Regions from separate parts of the Homo sapiens genome. Here regions 2 and 3 are each linked to region 1. Evidence: chromatin contacts called from ENCODE Hi-C or POLR2A ChIA-PET data. All regions are on one chromosome and are shown on one strand. The core of a region is the stretch at or near the end of the contact, and the rest is flanking DNA. Distances in the headings are between cores, read along the strand shown. Region 1 overlaps SLC8A1 (solute carrier family 8 member A1). Region 2 overlaps SLC8A1 (solute carrier family 8 member A1). Region 3 overlaps SLC8A1 (solute carrier family 8 member A1).

Evidence for each region. Hi-C counts contacts between places; a loop is a spot of excess contacts on that map. ChIA-PET counts read pairs that join two places held with the same protein, here RNA polymerase II (POLR2A). Pooled maps may share reads with other maps.
Region 2: a loop to region 1 is called in a map of mammary epithelial cell, with 6 times the contacts of the local background. The contact joins two enhancer-like sites. A Hi-C loop is called at or near these places in 10 of 168 maps with a recorded cell type or tissue (CD14-positive monocyte, MCF 10A, PC-3 and 5 more) and 4 of 50 pooled maps. POLR2A ChIA-PET finds 5 or more read pairs at or near these places in 8 of 52 experiments (A549, AG04449, AG04450 and 5 more).
Region 3: a map of mammary epithelial cell shows a loop between it and region 1 (2.4-fold over the local background). The contact joins two enhancer-like sites. A Hi-C loop is called at or near these places in 2 of 168 maps with a recorded cell type or tissue (heart left ventricle and mammary epithelial cell) and 1 of 50 pooled maps. POLR2A ChIA-PET finds 5 or more read pairs at or near these places in 1 of 52 experiments (OCI-LY7).

Annotation. Positions count from the first base shown.
Region 1 is chr2:40,400,274-40,404,932 of GRCh38, forward strand. All of the region lies in intron 2 of SLC8A1 (solute carrier family 8 member A1), which reads right to left. It also overlaps the pseudogene LOC124905995. Among named protein-coding and RNA genes, the nearest start is that of SLC8A1, 49 kb to the right of the region's middle. RefSeq lists an enhancer at 1,656-1,950. Within about 2 kb of position 1,803, at least 4 of the 41 ENCODE cell types and tissues checked have a DNase peak (open chromatin) inside an H3K27ac peak, as active enhancers do; they include PC-3, PC-9, endothelial cell of umbilical vein and 1 more, where a contact is called at or near this core.
Region 2 is chr2:40,431,850-40,436,472 of GRCh38, forward strand. All of the region lies in intron 1 of SLC8A1 (solute carrier family 8 member A1), which reads right to left. Among named protein-coding and RNA genes, the nearest start is that of SLC8A1, 18 kb to the right of the region's middle. RefSeq lists an enhancer at 2,650-3,849. Within about 2 kb of position 3,187, at least 8 of the 41 ENCODE cell types and tissues checked have a DNase peak (open chromatin) inside an H3K27ac peak, as active enhancers do; they include PC-3, PC-9, endothelial cell of umbilical vein and 1 more, where a contact is called at or near this core.
Region 3 is chr2:40,362,832-40,367,189 of GRCh38, forward strand. The region is part of intron 2 of SLC8A1 (solute carrier family 8 member A1); the gene reads right to left. Among named protein-coding and RNA genes, the nearest start is that of SLC8A1, 87 kb to the right of the region's middle. Within about 2 kb of position 1,885, at least 2 of the 41 ENCODE cell types and tissues checked have a DNase peak (open chromatin) inside an H3K27ac peak, as active enhancers do.

The sequences.
Region 1 (4,659 bases), core at 553-3,052:
GTATCATTCATCACTACATTTATTTCCATTAACCTATCCTAGAACCAAAAGATCCTAGAACCGAAAGATGAGGGTACATAATTGAAGGGAAGACTCACCCAGGAAAGAAAAAGAAAAGGAGTCAGACTGGGCTATCTGAGAATTCACAAAGGAACTAGAAGCTGTGTAGTCAAAATGTTCCTGGCAACGTGGCAAATGTATTTCAAATCAAACCATGCATTCACTAGACTCTTCTTTTCTAATCTTTTGTTTTCTCTTGGCCTGAGTCAAAGTCCTTTGTAAAACTTTCATGGATCACATGAGGAGGAAAGGGGAGAAGGAGAAGCAGGCAGACAGGGAGGAAATGAGAGGGTGTTCCTGCTGGCAAACTCAGTGGGGAATGAACTACCTCCTTCAGAGGGAAAATGAGGTGGGAGGGACAGAGAGCCACGGAAAGAAAGGTACCAGTTCCCTTGCAAGATGGGGGTAGGAGAGGGCTCTTCTCAGAAAACTAGAAGAGATTTTGGTGATGATGTCAGAATTGGAGCATCTGCCTTCTAAGGACTTTGTCTGCCAACTGGCATAGGGAGCACTGCCCAGAGAGCCAGTTCTCCGTGTAATAAGCAAAGGCAGGAAATGGGCAGGGAGCAGTAAACTCAGTGGGAAAAGCCACATTTGAAAAACTTGGGAGAGAGGAGGAGAAAAAGGAAGCCACACAGAATTTTGGTGCCACGAGGAGGAGGACATCTGTATCTTGTATTTGCATGGTGTTTTACAGTTTAGAAAACACAGACACCATCATAGGTCACTGTGAGGTGGGCACATTTATTACTATTTTCCAGTTGCAGAAATCATCACCCAGAAATAAGGGAAAAACCTGATTGCAAGTCTTCTTATATGGGTCTGTTCTTTCTACTACATCTAAGACATTTCTCTGTGGCATGCCTGCACTTTGCAGTGTTATCTTCCAAACACCATCTACTTTCAGAACCCTACACTTCGGAGAAACTGTACTTGTACCATTCTTCAAACACGCTACAAGTTTTCCTGCCTCTATGTATTTGTTCATACTATTTCTTCCCCTTAAACTTCTTTACCCAACTTGGACTGTTAGAATGTTGCCCAAACCTTTCAAGGTCTAAATCTCCATGTTACCTGTTTTTCTTCTATGCTATTTTTTTTAACATGATTCTTTGTATTACAGATATTTACAAACATTTCTTCTCCCATACTAAATTTAACTTTGTATTCATTTTACTGCCTAGTAAAGCTCCTTGCATAGTAAGGAAACTAGTTTTGAATTAATAGGCCAGTCAAAAAAAAAAAAAAAAAAAAAAAGAAAGAAAAGAAAGCTTTGTGAGTTCTTAATATGTATTTTTTGTCACATTAAGTGAAAAAAAAAAAAAAGTTCCCCAAAGTCATGAAACCAAAGCAGATTCTATTTACATTTAGTGTAAGATTTTGCTAACTGAATACTATATCCCAAGTTTATGGGGAACTATCTATACTTACTTTTATATATTGATCTTACATTTTGGGTGTGTGGTTATGAGGTTAATTCATTAAAATGAGTAAAGGCTCTTAATGATTCTTTCTTGACTTTATGGGTCATGTGTCTAAGTACAGAAGTTAGTACACATAAAAAACTGTAATTGGGTACTAAAAAATACATATACAGATTGCCCCATATCTAATTTTCTAACTTTAAGTGTATAATTGTCAGAGGCATTTGAAGCAGAGCAACTCCATCCATGAATAAGGGCTGGGTAAAGTAAGGCTGAGACCTACAGAGCTGCATTCTCAAGTGGTGAGGCATTCTTAGTCACAGGACGCGATACAGGTCAAAGGCCTTGCTGGTGAAAGGATGTGGTAAAGAAGCTGGTCAAAACCCACCAAAACCAAGATGGTGGCGAAAGTGACTTCTGGTCTTCCTCACTGCTGATTATATGCTAATTATAATGTATTGGCATGCTAAAAGACACTCCCACCAGCACCATGACAGTTTACAAATGCCATGGCAACATCAGGAAGTTAACATGTATGGTCTAAACAGGGAGAACCCTCAGTTCCAAGAATTGCCCACCCCTTTGCCAAAAACTCAGGAATAATTCACCCCTTGGCATATGATTAAGAAGTAACTGTAAGTATAATCAGTTGAGCAGCCCATGCTGCTGCTCTGAGTAGAGAGTAGCCATTCTTTTATTCCTTTACTTTCTTAATAAACTTGCTTTCACTTTATGTATTTGCCCCGAATTCTTTCTTGCACAAGGTCCAAGAACCCTCTCTTGGGGTCTGGATTAGGACCCCTTTCCAGTAACACAACTGTAGGCTTTTATTGATTGAAACATAGGTGATAAACAGAACTTCAAATTTCCTTTGATTTTCTGTCATGGCCTGGATTAATCGCCACATTTTCCCTAATTATGGCCATCATCTTTTCCAGTGCAAAAGAAAAACTCTTCACCACGTCTTTCTGCAGAGTTTCCACCCAATCTTGTTTTCCATCACAGGAAAGTAAAAGGAAAGCTTGCAAGTGTCTGTAGTCATCATTCAACTACTCAACTTGACTAGACCATCATCACCTACTCCTTTAACTTTGTGCTCAGTAAACTGTCTCTCTCAGATGAAAGTCATTGCTATTAGCTACCAACACAATTGTGCCATTTGATTTTTTATTTGTGACTTACTGTTCCAGAGCTGATCCACAGTTAACGAAAATTAAAGCCACAAATTTTTCCCCTAATTAGACATTTGTGCCTTCCATAATGACACTTACATACAAATGACACTCAAATGTATAAGATGTAGGCTATATGCACAATACACATAACGAACACCACATGAAACAATTTTGGAATTTAAATTTAGATTAAATTGGTATTTAAAGTTAATCCTCATTGAATATGAAACATTAAAAAGGCAAGCTTAAAAATACCAAGCAATTTGGCATTATTCAGTACAGCATGTCAATTCACCTTATTCAAAAGCAAACCTTTTGCAAAGCAAAAATTCTCCCATTAAACCCAGGCATTAAGAAGAAATAAACTCTTAATTACTTAAGGAGGAAATGCTCTCGTTTCATGGTTAGCAGGTTATCAATGTAAACAATCCAGGGAGCTTTCTCAATGGCTCCTGTTTCAAGAGTCCCAGCCTCTATTCCCCATTCCCCATCCGCCACCCTCTTTCTACACAACAGGAGCTAATGTCTTTATGCGTACCAAAAAAGACACTACTGACCACAATGGGAGAGCTTAGGTATTTGCCCACACTTTCCCTGCAGGAGTAAATTCAGTAGAACCCTATAATTCTGAAACAGTCAAGTCATGGACCATCTGACTCATTAAATATTCCAGGCAGCCTTGTCAGTAGTCTGGAAGACCTTGCAGTTATAATTTCTTCCCTCTGTCATTCCTCTATTAATACTCAGCTAACTTGAATTTCAACATGAGCTTTAGACTAGCTGAAGAACATTTATTGTGCAAGATTCATAAGGTACAGAACCTATTCATAGAAAGCATTTTGGCATCCAAAATATGTGTAACTAATAATGAATAATAATAGCATTGTCTCCGAAGGCAAGAGCACAAAAATACAGCTATGAAGCAAAAATAAACTCCTGACAGTGCCATATGTACCCTAAAGGAAATAAGTAAAAAGCTTTTTTTCTGAATATTAGTTGTCACTATTTCATTTGATTATTTCAAAATGTAACTTTTCATTAACTTAGGTTTATCATGGATTTGCAGATACACTGGTATCTAATAGAGAATATTAACCTTAGACTATCAAGATAAAGCAAATCCATGAATTTCAGCATTTTTTTTTAAGACATATGGTCTCACTATGTTGACCAGGTTGGTTTTGAGATTCTGGGCTCAAGTGATCCTCTACCTCAGCCTCCAAAGTACTGAGGATTACAGGCTTCAGCCACTGCACCCAGCCTAGCATAATTCTCTATAGCTTTTACACTTGTCCAACTTTAATGGAAGAAAGGCTTCTTTGTACACAAATCTGACAACATATCTTTTTTTCTTTAGTTGTGTATGCCTATGATGGTCAAACTTTGGACTATTAACATTTTTATTCTCAGTTGCAAACACTAAGAACCATTCTACATTTCCTCTGTAATGCAACAATTTTGCTGATGCCTTCAGTAATTATGACAATACATTTTTTGCAATAGATATGGTAATTTGAAAAGAACACATTTAAATATATGGTTTTATGCAACAGCTATCAAATATGTAAAATTCAATATCCCAAGAGTTTGTGCATGTTGAGGAAAGAAATCCAAGAAATATTTAATTAAACTAATGAATCATCATTTTCTCACTGGTCTTCCATGTGCTGTATTTATTAAGAGAGAGAATATGGGCTCTAAAGACCATTGGTCTGACTTAGGGTGCCATTTCTCGCATTTTCATGATCTGAAAGTAAAACTAGAGCATTTCGGCAGTTTCAAGTTGGCACGAGTGCGTTGCTTCCTAGCTTGAAATGCATAATTAACCAGAAAGCTAGTTGTTGAGCAGTTAAACAGGCTGTCCAAAAAGGCCCCCATTGCTGTTCAAATGAATGCTGAAAAGTAGGGTGCCACAGTGATTTTTTTGTTTTATAGACAAGCTACATACAAGCAATTGACAAAGACTAATTTTCCTTTCTTTTCAAAGCCCATGAAAGCTT
Region 2 (4,623 bases), core at 1,937-4,436, 33 kb after region 1:
CCGCTGCCTAGGACATTCTGGCAGACCCTGAGAGATCCCACCATAGACTAAAGCCCTTTATAGCTCATCACTACAGGGAGATAAGCTTCTTTGACATTTTTCCCATACTAAAGAAAATCAGAGGAGGGTTATAGCAGTAGAATTCAAAACTAAGTAAAAGGCTGAAAAATAGAGGTAGCATATTTTCAAAATATGCAAAAGTTCTGGTCAGTATGTCTGCTTGTTCAGTCTTTGAAAGGCTTTGAGATTTCTGCTTGAAACAAGGTGAAATTTAACCATCCTGCAAGAATGTTGGAAGATCTAGTTCCAACTCCCTTGTGTATCCATTTCATCCACAATATTTATGCATGCTTAATATGTATTTTAGAAAGACTTACTAGTCTGTCTTCTAGATCCTGAGAATTCACCAGTGATAAAACAAAGTCTCTGTCCTCACAGAGCTTATATTCTAATGGTGGAGGAAACAAACAAATATAAATATCAGAAGGTTAAAAACTCCTATGGTACATGTGTGTGCAGAACAATCTATAGAGGACAAGGAGAGTGTGAGATTGTGTGTGTGTGTGTGTGTGTGTATGTGTCAGTGTGTATACACGTGGGATGCATGATTTCATACTAGATGGTTAAGGAAGGCCTCTCTGATAAGGTAACACTTGAGCAAAGTCCTGAAGGACACGAAAGATCAAGTTTTGTGGATATCTGTAGGAAAAGAATTCCAGCAAGTGCAAAGGTCCTAATGGGAATCATGCTTGGCACAGTCTAAAAACACAGAAAACCAATGTAGCAAGAGGGTAATGGACCAAGGGGGCAGGGCTCAGGAGTGGGAATGGATCAGAGAACACTGAATTGCCATAAGGCATGGGCTTTGATGGGGTAGAAGATGAGAATCACTGGGAGGTTCTAATCAGAGGGTGATATGATCTGATTTTTCTTTTAGAAGGATCTCTCTGCTGGTTCAGTGCAGAAAAGACTGAAGGGGCAAGGGTGGAAACAAGGAGACCAGATTTTGCCTACTATATAAAATCTAATTTATAAGTGATCCCAATACTTGGCAGGTATACAAAATGGTACAGAAGATATTTAACATTTAAAATGGTGAAAGAAATGTCTTGGGGACCTGAAAGAATCAGAAAGGTGAAATATTTGTGATAAATAGTAGTACTGAACATAAACACTGAAGGGAGATTCAAACCTGTGTCTGTCTCCAAGACTGATATAACTAACCACTCCCTTCAAATTACTGCCAAATCGCATCATTCCATTCTTCACGTTTCAGCCAAAATGAAATTCCTAAAGTGCAGATCTGACACTCTTCACGTCCCTTAAAACTCTTCATTGGTTTCCCACTTCCCTGAGGACAAAGCTCAAACCCCTCAACAGGCTTTCTAAGACCTTTTATGATCTGGCATCTGAGCTCCAGAATATGGAAATTATTCCCATTCCCTGAACAAGGTAACAATTTCTTACATCCAAGTCTTTGCAGATTATTCTGTGTCCAAAACTATTTTGCTTTTTCCTTCTTAGAAGCAAGTTTCAAAAGAGCTGAACACCAAATTATAACCAATTTCCTGAGAGAATACTAGATTCCATTCTTAAACAGTCACAGATACCATGCTAAATTGTCTCTATACATATCAATTATATTTAATATTTCCATTAGCCAGCATTGCTGTTATAAAATGCCTAGTGTTGCTATTTCCATTATAGTCCATGAGAACAGCACCCCTGGAGATGTGCAATGCACAGTACCCTAACAATAATCCTAAATAGTAGGTACTATTAGCCCATTTGGAGGTTGGATAACTGAGGCTTAGATAGGTTAAGTACTTGCTGAAAGTCATACAGACAGTAAACTCCTCAACTAAGACCCAACCCCTGGTCTTTTTCCAAGACTGATATAACTAACTGCTCCATTATATCATCCCTGATAGTGTGTGAAGTAATCTTTGAGAACTATTGGGGTTGGCTTGGACTAGCCCGTTGGAAAGCCTCTTGGCTTCCATGCAGGGTCAGGAGGGCCTAGTTAGCAAAAGTCTTGTGGAAGGTTTCCAATAGCCTGGCTTTTATCTTATGCATTAGACTCAAACAGACAAGCATCAATAACTGTGATGTAACATGAGGGCTAGCATGTTCCTAGAGACAGCTGCCCTTCAATCTGGTCTTTTAGCAATTGCCTGGCAACCTCTTCCTGCATGCACTGTCAGGGCAATCTCCTGGGCCAGCCAAGAAAAAGCCCTGCCCTTTATCCCTTCCCTAGCCCACATCCCACAATATGTTCTTAGCCAAAAGGTCACCAGATGTCTAAAGGTAGACAGGTCAGTAAAAATCCATCATCATTATCAGAGAAAAAGGAAGGGGGCTTCCGGTGTTAACTAAAAACATTACAATTATATTCAAAAGAGAGCAGTATTATAATTTGTGAACAGTGGACACAGCACACTGATGTAGCTTATTGGCAATGAAGCAATTGGAAAGAACTCTCTGGACTTAAATTTCTTTTTCTTATTAAATTAATACCAAATTCAAATGCCCACGAAGATGTGGAATAGATGTTATCTAAATGTGAGTTCCTTCTTCATCCTTTTGTTTTCTTTCTTTCGGGGTCTTTCCTCTATCATCAGATTCAAAGTAGTTCTACTAAACTCTCCCCATTTTCCCTCAAATATACATTTCCATACAAATTAAGCAGAAAGATAAGAATAGAGACTGTGGATATGTTGATTTGCTGCCTGGCTTTCTTATATTCTGCCTTAATTTACCAATACAAAGTATAGGCTGATTTTTATGGTGGATTCAGATCAACTCGTACAACTGTGAGCAGTACTAACTTAAAATATCCATTACATCATGAAATGAGACTTTAGCACAGTATCAAGAATACCCAAATTATCTTCTGATCACTATTTATTTTAAAACAACACACAACCCATCACCCACAGATTACAGACCCAAATGACACTGACAAAGGATGGTAAAAAGATATCCAGCTGTGAGTAGTCCAGCCAGTTGTGTCGGAGGAAGAGGTCACAGCTACAAGGAATAGAAACCCACATCTACAAGAGATAGATCCAACTGCTTTGTAAAGGAAGAGGGAGAGCTTTTGGAGCAGAGGCCTGAAGAGTGGTTGGCAGCACGGTGACCATTCCCTGCTGGAAGCTATAGCCAGTTTTGACTACCAAGGAGGACGTGACTCAGAGCAAAGGCATATGCTGGCATTCCTAACAGCCCAATATATTGGACAGTCATCCTAATGGCATCCTCTTGATTGGCAGCTGGGGTTATTCCAAGGAACTCCTTGATGGCCTTCATCAGTACTTGGAATTCCCTTCTATGTAATTCTTGCTGACTGAAAGACTCAAAGCTAAGCAATTAATCTGTTTCTAAGGCAACATTAAAGCAACCATAAATCCTTATCCACTACCAAGGCAAGCACTTCCAAATGTTTCTAGACAAAGAGATGATGCCAGAGGATGAAGGCTTTTCTCATCTGACCATCTCACCTAAAGTGAAAATTACTGCCCTGGCTCCAGCCTCAGGCTATCAGACCATGGCCAGATTTCAGGAAAAAAAAAACCTCATTTACACAGAGACCCTCTACTAATACCTAATTTTCCCTTCCAAAGAAAGTTTCCTCTCTGCTGTTTAATACTTTGGGACAGGTGCCGAAGGGGATGGGCTATGAGCGGTCACATCATAGGCTCAAGCCTTTCTCTTAAACTCACAAAACAGAAGTCAGGCCCCTGCCTTATGACCAAAAATACCCGCTGAAATTGTCCAGGAAATGAAGAAACTAGGGTGAAGGTAGGCAATGTGGTCACAAAAGGAAAGATAGACTTAGGATATAAAATAACGAAGTTGTTGAAAACTCATGAGATGCACTGTTGGCCCTTTCCCCTACTTTATTTTTCGAGATAGCACTTATTACTTTTTTGTTTTTGTTTTTGAGACATAGTCTTGCTCCTGTCGCCCAGGCTGGAGTGCAGTGGTATGAACTCGGCTCACTGCAGCCTGTGCCTTCTGGATTCAAGCAATTCTTCTGCCTCAGCCTGCCAAGTAGCTGGGATTATAGGTGCCTGCCAACCATGCTCGGCTATTTTTTTTTTTTTTTTTGTATTTTTAGTAGAGACAGGGTTTCACCATGTTGAACTCCTGACCTTAGGTAATCTGCCTGCCTCAGCCCTAAGTGCTGGGATTACAGGCATGAACCACCACGTCTGGCCAGCTCTTATTACTTCTTACATGCTATCTATTTTATTCAATGGTTCTATTTATTGTCTTTCTCTCTTCAAAAGATGCAACTCTCTAAGGGCAGGGATTTTCATTTCTTTTTTTTCATTGAGGTATTCCCAGTTCCTAGAGCACAGCCTGGCACTTAGAAGATGCACAACATCTGCTTATTGAATGAGTAAAGTAATGCTCACAGGGTCACGTGCTGATTCACCAAATCTCCAGTGGTAAACCAGAATCTGGGAAATGGGCCTAAGCATTTGCAGTTAAAAAATGTTGTCTGTGTGAAATGGTTGCACCCTAACATGAGCAGAGTTCAAAATCAGATTGTAAAGTCAATGTCAGTGTTAGGAAGAGAGGAAACACATGATTCAGACTCATGAGCAAAGACTCTTG
Region 3 (4,358 bases), core at 635-3,134, 37 kb before region 1:
CATAATTATAAACTGAACTTGTACTTCTGTGGATTTCTTGGGAATGCTCAGAGTGACCTAGAACTCAAAGAAATTTTTTGTTATTTGAGACTACCCCATGCAATACAGTTTATCTAGCCCCTTAGTTCTGACTAAATGTCCTTTCTGTTCCTCCTCAGTCCCTAGTATGACCATAACATGTCCCCATAAATATCCATAATCATTTCCCCACCACCCCTAGAAGGTACTGCTTTCATTCAGGACTACAGCTTACAACTCTTTTGTATCAAATTTGTACATCTGATCTAGAGGAATGAAAAAGGTTTTACTACTGAAGGTTGGTATTAGATGAGTCTTATAATCATTTTTCACCATATAAGTTAAGCTCAGAGATAAGATTCATTCAACATGCTTTATTTTTTTAATTTAAAGTTAAAGCTCATTGACAAAAGACTAAGAAACAACTGATAATAAAAAGTGCCTCCTCTCCCTTTTTCTGAAGTGGTTTCTAAAAGAACCACTGCAGGGATGATGATGATGATGATGATGATAGCACTAACATTTACTTAAACAGTTATTTTGTGTCACTACTAAACTATGTGCTGTAAATGCAAGAAAGCTACAAAACAGACCTCCAAACTCACTTGTGGAGCACTTGTGAAGATTAGAGATGATCAATGAGAAATAAACTGGCACATGGTAAATGATTAAAAACAAAAGCTATCATTATTATTAAATCCCAAGCTACCCTGAAGCAGTAACTCAAAAAACCGTGCCTTACCATTATGTCAGTTGTTCAGTAGTTATTTATTTATACCACAGACAATATGTTTCTTAAAATATGCATGCAAATAAGCCCATCAGAGCAAAAGACTTCCTTTAAATTTGCCCCTTTGTGGCAGGTAATAATGACATCGCCTCGCTTGGATGATTAATAACCAGTTGTTATGAGGACTGTGCCTACTGACGCAAATACAGCATTGTATTTGGGCCCTGAGTTATAACATTCATTTCTTTAAGGCTGATTGACTCTGAACAGTCACATTATTTGCTTGTTGAGTTTACGCAAGACGTTTTTCCAAGGGAGGTTTATTTATTTATTTATTTAGTGGCATTTACATGTGTGCCTCTGACTTCGGGGAGAAAAAAATGAAAGCACAATGTAAGTAGTCTAAAAAAAGGGCTAATCAGAATAACCCTGGATGTTTTTTCACCATGTTACCTCTGTACTCATATCACTATAGCCAATTTTTAATTAAAAAGCTTTTATTTTCTTTCAATAGGATAGTAAAAATGTGCAACTGCCTGATAAGTATTTGCTCTTAGTATAGCACACTTTTCAGATATTTTTAAAGAAGTATCAGATAATTAAAACAAAACATATAAAAACATATCAGCTGATATTATTTTCTCAATGCTCAGTATATGAATTAACTGATGGGAATATAGAGAAACAAAACAATTTAGAAGAAAAATAGCTCTTAAGCCATCAAGTTTCAAACATTTCAAACTCACTGGAATTGTGCAATCACTACGAGTTTGTGTGTGTGTTTGTGTGTGTGTGTATGTTTAGGGTAATACACTTTATTGATTCATTAAAAATGTAAGTACAGTAAGCTGGAAAGTATGGCAAGTAAAACAAAAAAAAAACAATTAGAAGATTTCTATGAAAACTTTACAATCTAATAAAATTGAATCCTTTTTTTTTGTTGTTGTTCTCTCCCCAGGCAATTATTTTGCTCTGTTCACATGTCTTCACAAAATACTTTCAATTTTATTTTTCCACCCTCAGATAAACAGATTCCTTTTGTTCGGCAGATGAGAAACGTACCAGCTGTTAGTACTACTATATCCATCCATTTACTAATATTTAATGAGAAAAAATTTAACTCCATTTTCAGCCTTTCTTTCCCTCTGCTCATTAAAGAGAAGCCTGCCCTCCTGGAAAGCCCTTACTTGTCAGCCCAGTTCTTGAATTATTTTTAAACAGAAAGTTAGGAGAAAATAATACAGTGATGAGGATAAGAAAGTGAAAGTGCTGCAATTTTTTTTTCTTTTAATTTTTTTTCTTGAGAAATGACAGGGAACAGCTTTGGAGTGTGTGCAGGTAACAGATGGAAGACAAAAAGAGGGATTTTAAGATTTGTTGCTGGGGCACATGTCTCTCTAATCAAGAAATCAAGTAAAGAACTGAGTTATTTTATGGTATTATTGTATTGCATGGCATGTATTCTTTCAACCCTGATGCCTCTCTGGGACTGGCCCACACTGGCCATGTTCTCCATGAGTTATTTATGGTACTTTACCATTTTTAGAGTGTATATAAATGCTTTACCTTATTTGAACCTCTGAAAACCACAGGGTAGGCAGGAAAGATATTATACCCACATTTTACATATGACTAAACCAAAAAAAAAAATGAAAGCGGGACAAGAATTCAGACTTTCTACCATAGAATTTGGTGGTCCTTCTATCAGCTATACATTGACATATCATATTTTTATACTTAATTTATTGTGCATTTGCTTCAGGGCTATATCTTTACACATCCAAACATCTAAATAACCTGTAGAAAATAAAATCAGTGATTTATGTGTTTACAATTATCCGAATATTTGGTATTCATATATAACAGAGAAATAATTAACTGCCCATTTCACTTTTCACCTAACAATCTATACCTTCTGTACTCTTAGAAGTAACAGCACTGCTCAAGAATCACTACGGTTGGGGGCAAGGTGAGGGGCTCTGAATCCCATTTGGAAGCTTTCTTCAGAAATATTGCTTCTTGTGCAGAAGTCATGGGTCAGGTTTTCTGTTTGGTTGATGACCTGTCTATACCTACATTTACACACACAAACATGTCATTCATTTGCATTTAACTTGTCAGTCTAAAACTTGCTTATTTGGCCAGGTGCAGTAGCGAGCACCTATAATCTAAGCACTTTGGGAAACTGAAGTAGGAGGATTGCTTGAGGCCAGGAGTTCAAGACCAAACTGGGCAATACGGTAAGATCTCACCTCTACAAAAAATTAAATATATATATGCATGATGGTGCATGCCTGTAGTCCCAGCCACTAGGGAGGCTGAGGCAGGACTGATTAAGCCCAGGAGTTCAAAGCTTCAATGAGCTATAATGGCACCACTGCACTCTAACCTGTGTGACAAAATAAGACCCTGTCTGAAAAAAAAAAATCATTTTTAAGATTAAGAATAAAAAAATTTGGATCCAGAGAACTAGGACTTCATTCTTCTTCTGTACATTATGAGCTACCTGAAAACTGGTGATGAATATGCTTCCTTTATCTCTACATTCTCTATTTGTAAAATGGGGATAATAAGAGCACCCACCTCATAAGGGCACTGTCAAATGGGCTAATACACATGAGTACTTAGAACAACATATAGTATGCACTCAACAATGTTAACTTTTTAACATTATTAAGTTTTATTATGTTACAGTTGCTAGTGCTTGCTAAAATAGTGCTGACACATGGTAGTCACAAAATAAGTGTTATTGTGGTATATGTTAAATGAATCTCAGTTTTGCCAATGTGTGATCTTGGAAGAAGTTACTTCACCAGAAAAATAAGAATATAAAACCCACAATAATGACAGCTGCCTGACAAGGCTATCGTGAGGAACAAATGGAATAATATGTCAGAAATGCTTTATAAATTATAAGGTGTGAAATAAATGCTAATTACCATGTTTGTTCTCTAACTTTATCCTCACAAATAGGCTGTTCTGTAGATGCAATTATCCTCATTTTATAGAGGAGGCAACAGGCTTAAAGAGGATTATATAACTCGCTCAAGGTCATTTAGATGGTTTGGAGGAAAACACAGATCAAAAATTTGGTCTTTTTCTGGCCCTTTAACTCCAGTACCTTCTTTACTATCTCTGTTCCATACAGAGATATGATCTCCCTACAATGTTATTTCTGAGTATTCTTATGCTTTTTTTTTTCACAAATGCCATTTGAAAATGTTGATGAAAATATACTTTACATTTTATGGATATTTTGCCATCGCCAAGAAATTTAAAAAAGAGAATGTGGCAGCAATCCCATGGCAGCAACTAACAAGTTGAATCAATCCAACATCCTCTGAACAGGATTTCATCTTTAGTTTTAGGTTCGGTATATTAAAAGCAAGCATCTTAAAATTCCACCTGAGATTAACCTTCAGCATCTGATTTTTAAAGTTTTGAGGGTGTGGTTGTCAAAAAAATGAATTACTGAGGTTCTGGGTGATTTCATAGGGATTTTTCATAAAAACCAAAGAGTCATAAGATCTTCCTAGAGAGGCCAGCCCCCAACCTGCCAGTGTGCTGATCCCCAAAGACAAGCTGTCACTTTGCAAAGGATTCATACTAA